Regions from separate parts of the Homo sapiens genome. Here region 2 is linked to region 1. Evidence: chromatin loops called from intact Hi-C (ENCODE). Cell type or tissue: PC-9. All regions are shown on one strand. Links, peaks and the distances in the headings refer to the core of each region. The heading gives the core; the rest is flanking DNA.

Region 1 (5,384 bases), core at 190-5,189:
GGTCCCTATAACTTCTTTCAGGAATATCCTAACTTCTGAGTCCCATAGTTGGACTATTCGAAGATGAATCCTACACAGTCTGTCGCAGTGATGGTGGGATTGAGCCCTGGTGCCCACAGTGGTAACCTGCTCATGTCACAGACTGTATGGCCTCTTTGCCCTCCGTATGCCACTCCCTACTCCCTCATTGTGCTTCAGGGCATCCCTGCCCATATAAATACCCGCATCCCAATTTTTGACCAAAGCTAAGTCTCATTGTAATAAATAGTAACTAACACTCACTGAACACTTGAATGTGCCAGACGCCATGACACACAGGTAACTTGACTTCTCAGTGCTTCAGTTTTCTCATCTGTAAAATAAGGATAAGAATAGTGCCTACCTAAATAAACTAGAAAATCTAGCAGAAATGGATAAATTACTGGACACAAAGACCCTCCCAAGACTGAACCAGGAAGAAGTTGAATCCCTGAATAGACCAATAACAAGTTCTGAAATTTTGAGGGAGTCATAAATAGCCTACCAACCAAAAACAAAACAAAACAAACAACAACAACAACAGCAAAACAAAACAAAAAAAACCCACATGGATTTACCGCTGAGTTCTACCAGAGGTACAAAGTGGAGCTGGTACCATTTCTTCTGAAACTATTCCAAACAATTGAAAAGGAGGGACTTCTCCCTAACCCATTTTATGAGGCCAGCATAATCCTGATACCAAAACCTGGCAGAGATACAACAAAAAAATAAAACTTCAGGCCAATATCCCTGATGAATATTGATACAAAAATCCTCAATAAAATACTGGCAAACCAAATCCAGCAGCACATCAAAAAGCTTATTCACCACGATCAAGTCAGCTTCAACCCTGGGATGCAAGGCTGGTTTGATATATGCAAATCAATAAAGGTAATTCATCATATAAACAGAACTAAAGATAAAAACCACATGATTATCTCAATAGATGTAGAAAAGGCATCCAATAGAACTCCACATCCCTTTATGTTAAAAACTCTCAATAAACTAGGTATTGATGGAACATACTTCAAAATAATAAGAGCCATTTATGACAAACCTACAGTTAATATCACACTGAATGGACAAAAGCTGGATGCATTCCCCTTGAAAACTAGCACAAGATAAGGATGCCCTCTTTCACCACTCCTATTCAACATAGTATTGGAAGTTCTGGCCAGGGCAGTCAGGCAAGAGAAAGATAAAAAGGGAATTCAAATAGGAAGAGAGGAAGTCAAATTGCCTTTGTTTGCAGATGACATGATCCTATATCTAGAAAACCACATTGTCTCAGCCCAAAAGCCTCTTAAGCTGATAAGCAACTTCAGCAAAGTCTCAGGATGCAAAATCAATGTGGGAAAATCGCAAGCATTGCTATACACCAACAATAGACAAGCAGAGAGCCAAATCATGAATGAACTCCCATTCACAATTGCTATAAAGAGAATAAAATACCTAGGAATACAGCTAACAAGAGAAGTGAAGGGCCTCTTCAAGGAGAACTACAAACCACTGCTCAAGGAAATCAGAGATGACTCAAACAAATGGAAAAACATCCCATGCTCAAGGATAGGAAGAATCAATATTGTGAAAATGGCCATACTGCCCAAAGCAATTTATAGATTCAATGCTATTCCCATTAAACTACCATTGACATTCTTCACAGAATTAAAAAATAACTACTTTAAAATTCACATGGAACCAAAAAAGAGTCTGTACAGGTAAGACAATCTGGAGCAAAAAGAACAAAGATCTGATTTTTAGTTTTGAGTTTTACATTTAAGTCTTTAATCCATCTTGAGTTGATTTTTGTGTAAGGTATAAGGAAGGGGTCCAGTTTCAATTTTCTGCATATGCCTAGCCAGTTTTCCTAGTACCGTTTATTAAATAAGGAATCCTTTCCCCATTGCTTGTTTTTGTCAGGTTTGTCAAAAATCAGATGTTTGTAGATGTGTGGTCTTATTTCTGAGATCTCTATTCTGTTCTTTTGGTCTATGTGTCTGTTTTTGTACCAGTATCATGCTGTTTTGGTTACTGTAGCCTTGTAGTATAGTTTTAACTCAGGTAGTGGATGCCTCCAGCTTTGTTCTTTTTGCACACAACAAGCTTTCAATAAATGCTAGTTATTTTCCAGCAAGACTTGCTTATCCTTATTATTATCAGGCTTCTAAGCTGCATCTGCTAGGGTTGAAAGAACAGGGTAGAATCGAGGAAAATAGACAGGTAAAAGAGAATGAAGAGAAAGGAATACATTTCATCTTCATTAAGTCACTTTACAATTCTCAGCCCACAGATGGCAGTGCTGGCCTTTTTCACTAATCAGTGAGCAGGTAGAACAACAGGAACAATAAAGCATTCTCGGTTAATTGTATTTAGTTAATGAAGTTCTATTGCACTGAGGGCAGGAGAAGCCCGAGAACAAGAGAAGATAAAAGAGGGGTCTAGTGGGAGAGGCTGGTCAGGTTGTGCTCCTTGGAGTATAGGTCTAAGGCATGGACTGTGTCCAAGAGAGGATACATTGTTTCCAACAGGGTCCAGCAGGGGCTGGAAGACTTCGCTCAGGTATGCAGATGACTAGGGCTTGCTCTAGATGGTGCCAGAGCACTCCTTGGTGTACCATGAAATAGGGCACTAAAACCTAGCTTTTGAGGGGGCCTTCAGGACTCAGTCAAGGTGGAGAAGGGGATGGGTCACTCAGTTGGTATTAAAAATTAACCAACCCTAGCGACCCAGGTGAAAGTAGGGACTACCCAAAGGTGGCTGACTGACTGCTTGCCAAGGAATTCTTCAGTGATGTCATCCCTCCAGCCTGCCTTTCTATAACACAGCCTCACTCCAGACCTTTAGTCACACTGTGGCAAGGGGAAGGGAGGGAGGCCAAGCCCCAGGAACTCTAGGTATACTTTTTTTTTTTTTTTTTAAAGAAACTTTTTGTAGAGATAGTGCCCAAGCTGATCTTGAACTCCTGTCCTCAAGCAATCCTCCTGCCTTGGCCTCCCAAAGGGCTGAGATTACAGACATGAGCCACCACACCTGGCCTGGCCATACCTGGTAGGGGCAGCTCTTTCTGCCAAGCATGTAGGTCACCTAAGCACGGGGTGCTCGGGACAGGGCCCAGTGAAGTCACCCGGCCTGCTCCAAATTCCGCCTTGATACTGCCTAACTGGGTGATGTAGGGCAAGTGACCTAACCTCATGAGACTCAGTTTTCCCATCTGTAAAATGAGAATAATAACAATCCCACCTGTATAGGGCTGTCGTGATGATTAAATGTGACAACGGATGATGTGGTCATCAGTTCTCCAATGTTATATATTGGCTTTTCCCCTCTTGAAAATATTTTTTGCTCGGATAACCTAATGAAATATCGTATCTCAGAGTCCTGTGGCAGTTCCTATTATTGTTTATTTTACAACTGCATTTTATTGAAGTTATTTATTTATGAAAGTCAAACACAGGGATGTTTTATCTAACAGGAAGGACAGAGGAAGTGAGAAATCTTTGGCCTCAAAAGACAAACCTACAACATCATGATAAGACTTCAGTATTTATACCTGGAACTATGCACTTCCTTACTCTGTCATCATTATTATCAAGAAAATTCACATCTAATGCTCTTTGGTGTTTATTTAACATGCATTTATTAGGTATCTGCTCAGGTAAGGGTCTTTGCTAGAAGAAAAGAGGTGAAGAATAGGAAAGACAGACCAATCCCGGGCCTTCCCGAAATAAAACTAGGGATAGAGACATTGATCACAGAATCGCATAATGATGCCGGGCGCGGTGGCTCACGCCTGTAATCCCAGCACTTTGGGAGGCCGAGGCGGGCGGATCACGAGGTCAGGAGATTGAGACCATGCTGGCTAACATAGTGAAACCCCATCTCTACTAAAAATACAAAAAAATTAGCCGGGCGTGGTGGTGGGGGCCTGTAGTCCCAGCTACTCGGGAGGCTGAGGCAGGAGAATGGCGTGAACCCGAAAGGCAGAGATTGCAGTGAGCCGACATTGCGCCACTGCACTCCAGCCTGGGTGACAGAGCAAGACTCTGTCTCAAACAAACAAACAAGAACTCCATTTCAAAAAATAATAATAATAAAATAAAATAAAATAAAGAATTACTTGATGATTATTTTACATGATAAGGAAAAGAATATTGTGTAATATGAGCAGATACCACAGGATCTAAATTCATGGAGGGAAGGTAGACAGCTTCCTGAGAGAACTCTACACTTAAGTCAGAAAGGGAGGCACCCAACCAGGGTCCAAATTAAGAAATAGAGCAACAACATATTGTGCAGAAATAGTTCTCTAACATTTTTCTCTCTTATTGCTCTTACTCTGCAAGGGTTTGCTTTCTCTGAGAGCAGTTGTGTCTACAGGGCAGCGAAGGCCCAGCTCCCAGCCCAGAAAGAATGTGTAGTTAGAGCAGTGGTGAACCTCACAAGCTTGAAATCAGGCAGCTCTGGGTTGAAACTCCAGCAACACATTCAATAGTTGTGTGGCCTTAGGTAAGTCAGTTCATCTCATTCAACTTCTGTTTTCTTACTTGTAAACAAGCAAAATGATATTTTACACTTCAAACAGTGTTGCTGTGGGTTTAAATGAAATAGCTGAAAACAACAATGTTTATTTTGCTCATGAATCTGCTATAGGAGCAGGGATCAGCAGGGATGGTTTAGCAGGGACAGCTTATCTCTGCTCGATTTAGCATCAGTGGGGACAGCTCAAAGGCTGGGGGCTGGAGCCAGCCTTCTAAGTCCCATGTCAGTGGGGCTGTCAACTGGAGCACCTACATGTGGCCTCTCTGCAGGGCCTGGCTTCCCAGAAACATGGTGGCTGGGTCTCAAGGACATGTATCCTAAGGGATTTAGAGAGCTACGTGGAAGCCCCGTCACCTTTGCTAATCAAGACTTTGATGTCACTCGACATCACTTTGCCACATTCTTTATGTCAAGGCAGTCACTGTGTCCTGCTCAGATTCAAGGAGAGGGAAAATAGACCTCTCCACTTGATGGAGGAGTAGCAAGGTTTTGGAGGAGCCATGACTGTGACCCATGTTGAAAAATATGATCTGCCATAGTGGCCTATACTGAAATCCCATCAATGCAATTTCCTTTCAATGTGAAGATTTATAATTCTATTATAAAAAAAACTACAAAAAGTGGAGAACAGGAAGCAAGGTGGTGGGAACTGAAGAAAGAGAAGTAGAATCATTACTGCCATGTCCTCTTTCAGTTATTGCCAGGTTCTTTGTACTCGGCAGTGGTGTCATCCCTCAGACGGGGCAACAGCAGTGCCCACCTCGTGGTGGTGTTGTGATAATTGAATGAACTAACCCATTAAAGTGCTTAAAGCTGTGCTTGGCCCA
Region 2 (5,384 bases), core at 62-5,061, 170 kb after region 1:
CCTTACAACACTTCGCAAAATATTCACAATATCTTTTTATTTTCATTTTTGAGACAGGGTCTGACTCTGTCACCCAGGCTGGAGCACAGCGGTGTGATCTCAGCTTACTGCAACCTCCATCTCCAAGGCTTAACCTCAGTCTCCCAAGTAGCTGGGTCTACATGTGGTACTACCAGCCTACGCTAATTTGTGTATTTCTTTTTTTCTTTTTCTTTTTTGTAGACAGTGTTTCACCATGTTGCCCAGGCTGGTCTCGAACTCCTGGGCTCAAGTGATCTGTCCACCTCAGCCTCCCAAAGTGCTACAATTACAGGCATGAGCCACTGTGCCCAACACACAATACTTTCATAATAAAATACTTAAAATCCATATTCCACACACATATTGACATGGTCATGGTGATTATGTCCTGCATAATGAGGGTGGTTGTTAATATAATTGGTTTTTATTCTGAAGCAGCTAACGTGCTCCACCCATACAATTAGTTCAAGGGCCAGCATCTAAATTTCAAGAGGCTGTTTTCAGAGCACCATCCATTGAAACCCATCCCTCCTTGCTGTTCTGGTCCTAGGGTATGTTTTCATCCTGGCCTGCTCTAGGTACAAAGTCAGTCCTTTTCCATTGTAGTCTTTTCCAGTATAGACACTTTAAAAATCCTTTTGGATTAAATGGAGTTTAGCTTATGTCAGAGCTATGAAAATAAAGTTAAATAATAAAATGAGGTTATATATTGCTGAGTCAATTGGAAAAGAATGACTGCAATCCTGTTGTAGAAAAGGATACCTTTTAGCTAAAGAATAATTGGGGTCAGTTATATGTTATGTCTGGGATTCCATTCTAGAACTAGAATTTAGATCCTTTTCTCTCTCAAATGGTCTCCTTGATCCTAACTTGTTATTTAATTTCACCATCAGACCTTCTTTCAAAACAAAGCTAGAGTTACCTGGTCAGTGTAAGTAGCAGATGACCTGAAGATTACAGAAATAGACTTGGCAAATTAATTTCATATATCTCAAGTCATTTTGATCATTTAAGTCAAACATAGATGGATCTCATGAGAATTTGGGTGGCTTGTTGTCTCCAAACTTACTGTTATTAATGTGATTATTAAACAGATATCTTCAAAGTTACTAGCTGTCTTAATCTTATTTTCCAACGTTGTATAATGTTTTAAACTTTGACAATCTCCCTCATCTCCATCTGGGCAACTTTGCTCAAAATGGAATCTCTTATGAGAATAGCCATAGTGGCTTTTCATAGGATCTCTTGTGCCCTAAGCCTCTAAGATGATTTCTCTTTACTCACCAATAATTTATAGTTATTGCTTATACCTATGTCTTTTAAATTCTATACCAGAATTAAGTGATTTTGCACTAACATCACAATACCATGGGACTCTATACTTGTGTATGTATTTACCTTTACCAGAGAGCTTCATATTTTTGTATACTTTTGTTTGGCTTTCTAGAATCCTTTTGTTTCAACTTGAAGGTCTCTCTTCAGTATTTCTTGTAGGGCAGGCCTAGTGGTGATAACTCTCTCAGCTTTTATTTATCTGAGAAAATCTTAATTTCCCCATGATTAATGAATGGCAGTTTTTCTGCACAGTATTCTTGGCCGTCAGTTTTTTCTTTTAGCACTTTGAATATATCATCCCAATCCATTCTGGCCCGCAAGGCTTCTTCTGAGAAATCCATTGATAATCTTATGGATTTTCTCTTGTATGAGGCAAATCACTTTTCTCTTGCTGCTTTCAAGATTCATGTCTTTACTTTTGACAGTTTGATGATAGTGTGTTTGATGGCAAGGTCTCTTTGGATTAATTGTATTTGGAGTTATATGAGGTCCTTGAATTTGTATGCCCATTTCCTTCCTCAAATTTGCGGAGATATTGGCTATTATTTCTTCAAATAGGCTCTCTGTCCTTTCTTTCTTCTCCTTCTGAACTCCCATGATGTGTACATTGGTCCACTTGATCGTATCCTATATGTCTCTTAATAGCTCTTTGCTTTTCTTCATCCTTTTTGTTTTTTACCCCTATGACTTGATAATTTCAAATAACCTGTCTTGAAGTTTGCTGATTCTTTCTTTTGCTTGATACAGTATACTGTTGATCCCTTCTGGTGAATTTTTCAATTCAGTTATTGTTCTTTAGCCCTAGATTTTCTGTTTAGTTCTTTTTTATAGTTTCTTTTTGCTGATGCTCTCATTTTGTTTGTATATTGTTTTCCTGATTTCATTTAGTTGTCTGTGTGTGTGTGTGTGTTTTATAGCTCATTGGGCATTTTTATGATGGTTATTCTTAATTCTTTTTCAGGTAATTCATAAATCTTTATTTCTTTTGGGTCAGTTACTGGAGATTTATTAATTTATTTTTTCCTTTTATTGGGCCATGTTTTCCTGTTTCTTGTTTGTTTGTTTGTTGTTGTTGTTTTGTATGTCTTACGATATTTTGTTGATATGTGGACATTTGAAAAAACAAACACCTCTCCCAGTCTCTATGGACTGTCTTCAGACAGGGAACATCTTCTCCAATTAGCCCCACTAGAGATTCTGCAGGCCTCTCAAATCTTCCCAGCGGTTGCATCATCTCTGGGCCTACAGGTATAATTTCCCAGCTGAAGTGGTGTGCCTGTTTCTACTCAGTAGCTCCCCCTGGTGTCTGTCTGTGATGCTTTAATTTCTCTGGTAGTGGTGTAGCAAGCAGAACTGTTGCCTTGGTTCTCAGTGGCCCCCAGGTATCAAAAGTGTGCTGTTTCCCCACCAGCATTCTAGGTCAGGCAAGAAAGCAACCAGTCCCCTGAGAAGCACCCCCAAAATCCAGGCATTGGGTGCATGTTCTGCCTTTTTCTTTTCCTCCTGAAGGAGAAGCCATGAGTTTGGAGGATGGGATATAGTAGGTAAGTCCAACAAATGTTCTTCCCTCCTCCAATGTGTCTCTTCTTGGTGTTGTACTCACCTGGGGTCCTGTAACCTGTCAACTGGTTTCTGATGTTCTCACAAAGGCAATGTGGTTTATACATTGTTGTTAAGTTAATGTCTCCATGGGGGAAGGACCTGGGGCTTCCTGTTCCACCATCTTGCTGAAATCACTGATGCTCTCTCTACTCATCAGTGATATGAGTGCTCTCACTTCTGCAGGCTGAGATTATTTTCTTTTCTTTTTTCTTTTTCTTTTTTTTTTTTTTTTTTTTGAGATGGAGTCTCGCTGTGTCGCCAGGCTGGAGTGCAGTGGCGCAATCTCAGCTCACTGCAACCTCCGCCTCCTGGGTTCAAGCGATTCTCCTGCCTCAGTCTCCCGAGTAGCTGGGACTATAGGCGTGCCCCACCATGCCTGGCTAATTTTTTTTAAAAATTATTTTTAGCAGAGACAGGGTTTCACCATGTTGGCCAAGAGGGTCTCAATCTCTTGTCCTCGTGGTCTGCCCGCCTCAGCCTCCCAAAGTTCTGGGATTACAGGAGTGAGCCACAACTCCCAGCTGAGGGTATTTTCTTCTCAGTGACTGATTTACATTTTCCTCGAAATTACTTCAAATTTGCTCCTACCTGTGCTAATATACATCTCCTTATAGAATCCTTGTCACTTATTACTACTCTGTGTTTATACTTGTTCAATGAATGTGATAGTTAAATGTTTCACAAATCACTCAACAGAACATTCTTCTCAAGGGTGGGCACCATGGTGTTCCTCCTTCCATTAATTAATGTAGTGGAACAATTAAAATAATGTTGATCAGGCATGACTTATTCTTTTCTTTTCTTCTTACAGCTTGTTGTTCCTTTATTTATTTTATCATAATCTCCCTGAACCCCAGAATATTTACTTGTTTTCATTCTGTGCCTTTTTTTCCCCCCATCCTCAGTCCATCTGCCAAGTAAATATAAGAATCAAGGTTCCTTTGTGTCCATGGAAAGTGTAAGTAGACTTCCATGTAGAATGGTCAAGAATCACGTTAGGTTAATGAGTGCTGAAACAAATTAAAGGAATTCTCTTTTTCTCACAAAAGCCTACATCTTACATGTGGAAATACTATGGAGATAGTAGGAGAGTCAAGAAAATGAAGAATTTAGACATAATGGAATAACAATATTTTTACATGTTAAAATGAAGAAGATAGTGGTTGGGAAGAATGGCTTATGTGCGGTTGTACCACTTCTAAGAAACAACACAGACAGATACATGCATCTTGAGGGTAGGCACATATTTGAATAGAATGGGTCCCAAATGGATACTTTCACTTCGTCAGATCTTTCCTAAGTGCCTGTTGCATGCCAACAGCTCAATGAAATGACTCACTCCTGCTTTGCAGATAACAAGAGAATCTGATACGCTCTAAGTGGCTTCGCTCCTGATCAATCTGCAGATCTCCAGTAGGTCAGCCATTTCCTACCAGTTTGTATAACCTTGTAGGATGTTTTCAGTTAGAAGCAGGAATCCAGGTTCTTGTCCAAGGTCGCCCTTAAGACTTTCCACTGTGATCTTTTCACAGTATTCAACTGGCTCTACGTGACAGCCCATATTCATTTTGCAAGGGATGAGGAATGATCAAATAGGTATATTGTCAGTAATCAAAATACCCAAGGCCTTTTCAGTAGAACTGGGGGACTAAGATCATGAAAACAAATGTTTTTCCTCCACATCTACACTGCTCATTCTTACTCCTGGTACTTGGTGATAAGGATGCTTATGAGATGGAGCAAAGCCACTAGAGTTATTTTATATTTTTCAGGCTGTGGTAGAAACAGAGCACCAGCATTAAGGACTATACATTTACAAGGAAGCACTAACTACTTAAACGTAATCTCTCTTATGTTTTCCTGGGAAGAACTACTTAGAACCCAGGAGAATAGGACCAAGAAATATTCACCTACTCTTGAAATAAGTTGCATAGTTACTCTAAAGGTGGATTTTATTCTGTTCAACTCAACACCCTTTTCTGTCACCTTCAATAACAATGTACAAAAATAAGTGTCTTTTAGAAAAATATTGGAATTTCTTTCTCTATATGTAACTTACATCACAGTTTCATCATCAGGAAAAATGATAAGAATATTCTTGGTCTGCTTCATGCCTATCCTGGAACATAGAAAAGGTACTTCCCTGATCTGAGCCTCAGATTTCTCAGCTGAAACATGGAAGTAATAATGCATTTCTTTCTGGACTGACATAAAGATGAGCAGGATCATGTCAAGTCTTACTATAGAGCTTGGAATGTGGTTTCCTTTCTATCTGAATTCTGATGGATTTTGATTGGACTTAGTGACTACTGTAAGTTGAAAATTAATGTTTTATGAATCCAAGTAATATTAAAATATAATAATTATTACTAAAACCAATTCACAAACAGGCTATAAAGCCATAGTCAGGTGGGCTAAACTCAGGA

The links. A loop is a pair of places that touch in the nucleus more often than their neighbours do. Peaks named below come from ENCODE experiments on the same cell type or tissue, not always from the same donor. Only the 100,000 strongest peaks of a DNase experiment are listed, where the experiment ranks them.
Region 2: a loop joins it to region 1, with 11 times the contacts of the local background. A loop is called at or near these places in 4 of 110 quality-filtered maps.

The regions. Positions count from the first base shown.
Region 1 is chr20:19,800,023-19,805,406 of GRCh38, reverse strand. The region is part of intron 2 of RIN2 (Ras and Rab interactor 2); the gene reads right to left. Among named protein-coding and RNA genes, the nearest start is that of RIN2, 44 kb to the right of the region's middle. RefSeq lists an enhancer at 2,668-2,962. In PC-9, for the core only: a CTCF peak has its summit at 2,431; a DNase peak (open chromatin) is centred at 2,736; H3K27ac peaks cover 1,109 bases.
Region 2 is chr20:19,626,013-19,631,396 of GRCh38, reverse strand. The region is part of intron 6 of SLC24A3 (solute carrier family 24 member 3); the gene reads right to left. Among named protein-coding and RNA genes, the nearest start is that of RIN2, 130 kb to the left of the region's middle. In PC-9, for the core only: a CTCF peak has its summit at 2,653 (motif pointing left); a DNase peak (open chromatin) is centred at 2,626; H3K4me3 peaks cover 523 bases; H3K27me3 peaks cover 360 bases.